Linked DNA regions of Homo sapiens: region 2 is linked to region 1. Evidence: read pairs that join two places in POLR2A ChIA-PET (ENCODE). Cell type or tissue: OCI-LY7. All regions are shown on one strand. Links, peaks and the distances in the headings refer to the core of each region. The heading gives the core; the rest is flanking DNA. Region 1 overlaps SHROOM3 (shroom family member 3). Region 2 overlaps SEPTIN11 (septin 11).

Region 1 (4,394 bases), core at 276-4,275:
TCTCTCTTCACTGTGGAAAATGTTGCCCACAGCACCAGGGGGATGATACCCACTTGCCCTGTGGGCTTATCTGGCTCTTCAGGGATAAAGAAAGATGAGAAAAGGCCATTTAGTTAATGAGGCCTCCACATCCAGTTAGAATTTCCTTCGGTTCCTTCTTCCCTCAATCCTTTCTTCTAAGGCTGTAAGTGGCCTGAGGGTTTGCATCACTTTGTGAGTGTAAAATGTTAGGCTCATAAATGCTTAGTGAGAACACACCTTCTCTGTTTCAGACACTGTGCTCTGCCTTGGGCATACAAACATGAATAAGACACTGTGTCTGCTTTCCTGGAACTTTAGACTGGCAAGAGAGGTGGATTATTTTAGCACTACATTATTGGTCTTCTGATAGACACATGGACTCTACTGGGGGAGCCCAAAGGAGCAGTTCCTGACTCAAGAGAGTAGAGTCAGATTTTACCTCCTCCAGGAAGATAAAACCTGAGATCAGCATTGAAGAATGTATCGGTAGGAGTCAGGAGCATTCGAGACAAAAGGAAAAGCATAAGGAGAAACCAAAAGATAAGAAAAAGCATGGAATGTGTATGATAAAGAAGGGTGCTTCAAGTAGTTTGATATTTTGGAATGTAACAAAGGCTCATGATTAAATAAAAAATCACCAAGCTTAAGCCAGGCACAGTGGCTCACACCTGTAATCCCAGCACTTTGGGAGGCCAAGGCAGGAGGATTGCTGGAGCCCAGGAGTTCGAGACCAGCCTGAGCAATATAGTGAAACCCTATCTCTACCAAAAATATAAAAAATTAGCCAGGTGTGTTGGCGCACAACTGTAATCCCAGCTACTCGGAAGGCTGAGGCAGGAAAATTGCTTGAACCCAGGAGGCAGAGGTTGCAGTGAGCTGAGATCGTGCCACTGCACTCCAGACTGGGCGACAGAGCGAGACTCCATCTCAAAAAAAAAAAAATTAAAAAACTAAAAAATTAGCTGAGCATGGTGGCACACACCTGTGGTCTGAGCTACTTGGGAGGCTGAGGTGGGAGGATCGCTTGAGCCCGACAGGCAGAGGCTGCAGTGAACCAAGATCGTGCCACTCCAATCCAGCCTGAGTGACAGAGTGAGACCCTGTCTCAAAAAAGAAAAAAAAATTACCAAATTTAGAAAATAACAAAGGAAGGCCACAAACAGTGGGAGATGAGGCTGGAAGGGTTCACAAGAGCCAGTAGGTCATAAGGTCATGTAGGGCTTTGTGTGAAATGCTGAAGTTCGGATTTTATCATATGACAATGGAGAACCCTTTGAGATTTTAGTTTGTTGTAATGAACTACAAGTTTATAAATGTGTAATTGAATTTTCATTGGTATCACTTACATTTACATATCTGATTTGGAAACACAAAGTTTTAAATAAGTGATGTTGTTGAAAACATCTTTAATATATTCAGCAAAATGCAGTTTTCTTCCTGAAATACAACAAGCTTTTCTAATGATGGTTTAGAAAAATGATACTTGGTCAATATCCATTCTCCAATATTGTTTTGAGGTAGAATGTAGCCTTTGACCAACTTTTGCAAAGTAATAATTTGTTATTTAATATTTAAAGTTATTAATAACCTAAGATATATATCTAGGCTAGGAACTAGAGTCTTGGTTTACTAATAACTATTTTATAAATTAAAAATAACACTTTAGTTTCACTTTGATATTTCTATTTATATATCCTAGATGATGAATAATATTCCAAGTAAATGTAAGTATCAGTTAAAATATGAAACTTCCATTGTCTGAACTTTTGATATACGTAAAACTAAAGACAGTGTAAATAATCAGAGCTGTCAATTTTTTGGCTAAAGCCTGCCTTATTATTAAGCAAAATTCTACTTAAACCAATCACATAATTCCCTATTCTGAAGTCCAACAGGCTTTGGCTTCAGAAACTTAGAGGAATATTTCAAAAGGCAAAAGGAATCTATTGTTCCTCTGAGTCAGCTTTTCTCAGGAGATCACTGGTTCTCAGCTGCCCATTCCCGCTGCTCTTCCTTCATTCCTGAAGTTCCAGCTCTCCCTCTGGTCTTACTTCCTTTCAGTATTTATTTCAGAATAGGTCTGCTGATAACACATTCTTTTAGTTTTCTCCATCTAGGAATGTCTTTATTCCACTGTCACCCTTGAAGGGCATTTTCACTGGATATGGGATTCTGGGTTGAGTTGACTCTTTTCTTTCAGTACTTAACAAATGTTCACTTTCCTCTTGCTTCCATGGTTTCTAATGAGAAATGCACAGTCCTTTAAATATTGGCTCCTCCTGTATGCAATGTGTTGTTTTCCTCTGGCCACTCTCTTTCGTCTTTAGCATTTTGATTATGATTTGGATGGACTTAGTTTTCTTTGAGTTGATCGTATTTGGGGTTTGCTGAGCCTCTTGATTCTGTAAATTTATGTCTTTCACCAAATTCTGGAAGTTTTCAGCCATTCTGTCTTCAAATATTCTTAATGCATTAATCTTCTCCCTCCAGGACTTTAGTGACTAGTGATACAGTATTTCAATGACAGTTCATATTGTCCCACAAGCTCCATTCATTTTTTTTTAAATCTGTTTTCTTTCAGTCCTTCAGATTGGATAATTTCTGTTGGTCTGTTTTCAAGTTCACTGACTTTCCTATCTCCATTCTGCCAGTGATTTTTTTTTTTTTTAATTTCAAATATTATAGTTTTCAGTTCTAAAATTTACATTTAAAAAATAGTTTCTATTTCTTTGCTGAGAAGGTCTCTTTTTAAAGTTGTTTTAAAGACTCTTGTAGATTCTGGGCACAGTGGCTCATGCCTGTAACCCAGCACTTAGGGAGGCCAAGGCAGGCGGATCTCTTGAGTCTAAGAGTTCAAGACCAGCCTGGCCAACATGGTGAAACCCCATCTCTACAAAAAAAAAAAAAAAAATTAGCCAAGTGTGGTAATGCGTGCCTGTAATCCCAGCTACCTGGGACGCTGAGGTGGGAGGATCACCTGAGCCGGGGGGTTGAGGCTGTAGTGAGCTGTGATTATGCCAGCAATGCCTATATGCTAGAAATGGCTTTATCTCGTCCTAGTTTTTACAAGCTAAGCTGAATTCCACTCTATTCCTAAATCCCAACCACTTGGCTAGTAGTCCTGAATTACTCTTAAGACGGAGACACACAGAGGCCAACTGTGTGTGTAGAGTGACGTTACTGGCGATGTGGTCTTGTCAGGGGAAGGAGTATTCCCCCTACAGACATCTATCTAATATGAGCGGTGTGTCATCTTCAAATTGTTGTCTAATCTTACGACTGCACAAAAAATATAATTAGAATGTGTATAATACTTTCATATTTTCCAAAGTGATTGCACCAGCCTTCAACTCTTCAAATTTCTGGCCTCCATTTCAACATTCATGACTTGAGAAGTCGAATTTCTAGAAAATGCTTTTGAAAAACTCAACAGTGGAAAGAAACAAGGCTTTTCTTTTCATCCTCATGGTTTTCGTTATTTCTGTTATGACTTCTTTTGAAACTAATATCATATGTTGTGGTTTCCGCCAGCCTCATTTGAGCCTCATAGTATTCTTATGAGCTATTTTAATAAAGTGATGAAAGTCTGAAGCCAGATGATCTGCGTTTAAGCCTGGCTCTGTCACGTACCAGCTGCATGGCCTTGAACAAGTTAACCTCTATCCTCCTCACTTTCCTCATCGGTAAACGGGGATAATAATAATACCTCTCTCACCGGGTTGTTGCAAGTAGTAATTGAATAGTAAAACACTTAAATGGTGTCTGGCACAGAGAAAGAGCTGAATAATTAATTAGACATTATTATTAGTTTTCGGCAGGTGTTATTTTCTTCTCGCTGTGGATAACTGAGAAACAGAAGGTCAAGTGACTTGCCTGATGCCGAATGTTATGTCAGAGCCTCCTGCCTCCTTGTCCAGTGTTCATCCTGCTGTAGGCAGGAAGTGGGGAAGGGTCCAGAGGACATTTCTGCAGAGGATGAGGTGGGAGGCAGGGTCTATGAAGCTATGTTTGGGGGAAGAACTCGTATAAATAGCATCTCACACAGGGTGAGCTAACAGTTTATGCCAGATGAGAAGTGGATAAATGATTTCACAAATTAAGTAGCTCCTGAGAGACTAGTGTGTTATTTAAAACAAAACACACCTCTTCTCCCTCCCCCGGTGAGTTATTCTGGTAGACATTGGTAGGTTTTTTGGAAGAGATCTGCCTGGCAAAGAAATGGCTATTTAGTACAGCCAGCTTTCTCTTGCTGCTGTCAGTTTCTCAAATCCCTCTTAACTGCATTTTAAAATTCAAATTATCATATTTTAAGGGGCTCGTTAGGGCTTTTAAAAAATTCAAATGCCACCTAACTGAGGAACATTCAGCCAGGA
Region 2 (4,394 bases), core at 153-4,152, 230 kb after region 1:
CAGAGTATTTTTTTCCTTCTATTTTAATGTATTGGATTTTTATAACAGCTGAAATAATTATGCTGTCTGGGGCTACCTGGGAACTTAATATTCAGTTCATGAGATAAATTTCAGTTTCATGAGATAGCAATGACTATGTTCGACAACTCTGGAACCTGACTTCCTGGGTTCCAATTTCAGCACCTTGACTTTACTAGTTGGGAAACCTTGGGCAAGTTACTAAACGGTGCCTCTGTTTTCTCATCTGTAAATTGAGTTTGGGTAACAATGTAACTAATTTATAGAATTATTAAGAGAGAGAAATTAGGGCTTTTCTGGAGCATTGGAAGGGATAAATGTTAGCTGTTATTATCATGATGGAATTCCAAATAGCTTGAGCAGCTTTTCAATCAGTATTTTCCTTTTATTGGTCAGAAGAATGTTTGGTGAAATTTTCCCCAAGATTTCATAATAAAGACAATGATGGAGGTATAATTTTATTGGGATCTGGAAGATTTGGATATGTAAACACTGGCTGTAAGGGCCTTTCACATAGAGGAAATAATGTGAGTAAATTCTGATGGGAAGAAACCTGGGTTTGTCCCAAGAAGAGTGGTCATTTAATTTAACTGCAGTGTAAGGTGCTCCCTGGGGAGAAGTGGGAGGTTCAGTAGGAATGGAGACTTGAGGTTAGCCCATGGGGCCCTGAAATGACAGGCCAAGGAGTTTGGATTGGGGACCTTGAGTACCGAGATCCCCTTGATGGCAAGGTGGAGGGAGGAAGTATTAGAGAGGGTGAGATCAAGTCAGGGAGGCCAGTTGGGAGGCTGTTGAATTAGTAGGAATAGAAATGTGGAGGATGTAGTATTGATAAGACTTCAGAGTTGATGGTGGGAGGGGAGCTGGTCTCAAGCATGGCTAAGTACTGTTAACAGAAATAGGGAACTCTGGAGAAGGGGCGAGTTTGGGATAGAGGAATATGATTTCAGTTTCATGAACATCAAGTTTGAAGTACAGATGGGACAACCCAAGAGAAGTGTTCCTCTGATAGAAATTCAGAACTGGATGCCAAGCAGAGTTCAATATTAGAGATAAATTCAGAGAGTCGTTTCCAGATGTGTTAGTGTTAACGACATGGAATATATGCAGTTCCCTGAAACTGGGCCTGGAGACTCAAAAAAGACCCCTCAATCCTTGGCTTGTGGTAGCTAAGGGAAGAGCTATAAAATGCTGGACTGGAGGGATGCGGTTCAGCTGCTGTGCTGGAGGCACTGGGTAAGGTGCTCAGAGCTGCCCTGTGCATGTCCTCCAGTGCCGTTCTCTCCAGTTTTTAAGCCTGTTCATAAACCAGAGAAGGAACTTCTTTTTCCCTTTCCCCCATCACATACTGATGGGCAGTGACTCTCAGGTTTCCTTTAATACTGGGCAGAGAATTAGGCTCAAATTATGAAATGTAAAAACTGTATTATAAAATTTACATATTCTATATTACAGTGTTAGAAGACAGACTCTAAAGATACAACTTTAAATTTCAAAAATGTCAAGACCAAACTGTTTTATAACCCTTCATTTTGTATGTGGTTTTCAATGGGTATAAAAATACTTAGTGGGTGTGTGGGTGGCTTCTCGTGTTTTGGAAACGGTGAGAATATGAGATGCTGAGCTTTGGGTTCTGGGATGAGAGCTATAATTACTAACTCTGATTCTTTCCCAGGATTGGTTCATAGGTGGATATCTGGTATCTAAAAACCCAGCGATCCAGAATCCAGAGCAATAAACCATTCTCCCCTCCCCCTGAAATTAACAGAATTATGTGGCGGTGGAGAGAGGGAATGTGGGATGATAGTTCTGCCCTGCGTTGTCTCTTTCATACCGTTCACGAACGGTTGAAGTCAGTGATGTAGCAGAAATGAAGGCTGGTGCCATGGCTTCTCCTAGCCTGATACACAACAGCTACTGCACAGCTAGGTGGAAAGAGTTCTAAAAATAACCCAGGACTCATTTCAAACCCTCCTCCCCCAAGTCTTGGCGGATGTGGTAAACACCTTAAAAACACCTGCTGTCTGAACCTTTGAGGTATCTAAAGAGGAAGGGGCAGGTACAAGGATTGGGGCTGGAAGAAGTACAGTATTGTTGGAAGGCTTGCCCAGCTACAAGGACTGCTGCCCACTGGGGCCTGCCCTCGAAGCTGTTTGGTGAGCTGCCTACCATGCCATCCTGGTCAAGGATAAGTGCCTACTCTTGAGTCTCATATTCACTGTTGGCAGGTTTCAAGGAAACTATTCATAGACTAGACATCTGTTGTCTGTCCCATTGACCTCAAATCTGCAGCTGCCACCATGGTATTCAGGCAGTGTGGTGGCTTTTAGTCTTATTTCACAGAATCAGAATTTTAGAGCTGATATGGACTTTAGACATTTTATTATTAATAAAACCATTGAAGTCCTTTAAAATCACTGCATTTCTGGAGTCACATTTCTGTGCCTATATAGTGACCACAAACATTTGAAATGGGGTCTTAGTCCTTGCTTGTTAAAAGAAATCACCCTCTTGATTATGTAACATAAAAATAGGATGATGAAAACCAGTCTTTTGAAAACATTGACTAAGTGATCCTGTACAAAGCTTTTTTTTTTTTTTTTTTTTTTTTTTTTAAATAAAATGGAACATTGAAGCTGGGAGTGGTGGCACATGCCTGTAGTCACAGCTACTTGGGAGGCTGAAGCTGGCTGAGCCCAGGAGTTTGAAGCTGCAGTGAGCTATGATCACACCACTGCACTCCAGCCTGAGTGACAGTGCAACCCTGTCTCTAAAAAAAAAAAAAAATGGCTGGGTGTGGTGGCTCATGCCTGTAATCCCAGCACTTTGGGAGGCCGACGCGGGCAGATCACGAGGTCAGGAGTTCAAGACCAGCCTGGCTAACATGGTGAAACCCTGTCTCTACTAAACATACAAAAATTAGCTGGGCGTGGTGGCGCGTGCCTATAATCCCAGCTACTCGGGAGGCTGAGGCACTAGAATCACTTGAACCTAGGAGGCAGAGGTTGCAGTGAGCTGAGATCGTGCCACTACACTCCAACCTGGCGACAGAGTGAGACTCCATCTCAAAAAATAAATAATAAAAATAAAAATAATAAATAATAAAAATAAAAATGGAGCTTTGAGGATCATTTTCTCACCTGGACTCCAGTATTTTGAATATAAAGTTCATTGACAACACAGCCAGAACACTAGGAGTCCTGTCTCCAAGGAGAAGACTTTCAGTGTCTAATTTCTGAAATTGCAAACCATAACCATGATATTATAACTGAGGGACTGTAGCTGATCTCTGCATCTTGAGAAAAAAAGGTTTCACAGATTATCTCCAACACCCACGGGATGCATTCAAAGTTGTGGGGGCAGCCAGTACCATTTTATATAACAGCATAAATCACCCAGTGATTTTACTTTAGCTTCCAGCCATATCCTATGTGATTTTAAAATGTATGATAACTACCTTACCCTAGTCTACATCGGTAAACTCTGCAAAACTCCAGCAGTTACAGAGCCTGTGCTAGGAGCTACAGGGTGAAGAGGGGGAAGAAGACTCAAGAAACCTGTAAAACTAATGGAGGAGAGGAAACCAGCTCATGTGCTGAGAAGTTTTAAATATGCTGCATTTATGGTAGGTAGAGCATTGTCATCATTGTAAGGAGTATGAATCCTCCACTGTGAGCTTTTCAAAGTTCTTTTATGTATCTGGAAGAGTGTTAAATATTTTTTCACTATGAGTTGACAGTAAATTGAAAGCTTTTCTTGAATAATGAAAGTGATCAAAATGACTGGAGGTTTTTGTGTTTTTTTGGTCACTTAATGCATATCTGAAATAGTCACCTCTAGAAGCTCAAATTTCCCTGGACCAGTACACTTGTAACAAGGAATGAGATGCTCAGGGAGATGGTCTGCTTTGGGAGACTGTGACTTTTGTGGAAAGAGCTTGGCTTTGGAGTTGTTAGTGCCCTCAGCTGTGTAGAAGCCAAGGCAGCTGTGGAGGGTCTCCTTTTTCCATGTATGTCAAGGGAAGAAGAAGAAAGAATGTAATGTTTGTGATATGTGATATCCAGGTGGCATGGTTCATGGACACTCAAATCTTTCTCCCCTGAAATTGCAGAATGAAGAGCTTCGAAACTTGTCTTTGTCTGGCCATGTGGGATTTGACAGCCTCCCTGACCAGCTGGTCAACAAGTCTACTTCTCAAGGATTCTGTTTCAACATCCTTTGTGTTGGTAAGTTATTCATCACCCCACAGCAAGAAATTTGATCCTTAGATATTGACAGGTAACTGTCGGAGAGACATGCTTCAGTGAAATAAGAATGACATGTTTATTCTCTTTCTTTCATCAGTAAAACAAGGCAAAATATCTGCCTTATACATG

What was found. ChIA-PET counts read pairs that join two places held together with the same protein. Peaks named below come from ENCODE experiments on the same cell type or tissue, not always from the same donor. Only the 100,000 strongest peaks of a DNase experiment are listed, where the experiment ranks them.
Region 2: POLR2A ChIA-PET joins it to region 1 with 7 read pairs; 4 of 35 experiments call an interaction of 5 or more read pairs at or near these places.

The regions. Positions count from the first base shown.
Region 1 is chr4:76,762,437-76,766,830 of GRCh38, forward strand. The region is part of intron 9 of SHROOM3 (shroom family member 3); the gene reads left to right. The region is part of intron 1 of SHROOM3-AS1 (SHROOM3 antisense RNA 1); the gene reads right to left. Among named protein-coding and RNA genes, the nearest start is that of SHROOM3-AS1, 38 kb to the right of the region's middle. In OCI-LY7, for the core only: no CTCF peak of the experiment used is centred there; no DNase peak of the experiment used is centred there.
Region 2 is chr4:76,992,296-76,996,689 of GRCh38, forward strand. It overlaps SEPTIN11 (septin 11), which reads left to right. Exons shown (of 10, transcript NM_018243.4): 2 at 4,130-4,244. Among named protein-coding and RNA genes, the nearest start is that of SEPTIN11, 45 kb to the left of the region's middle. RefSeq lists an enhancer at 2,116-2,265. In OCI-LY7, for the core only: no CTCF peak of the experiment used is centred there; a DNase peak (open chromatin) is centred at 1,996; H3K27ac peaks cover 939 bases.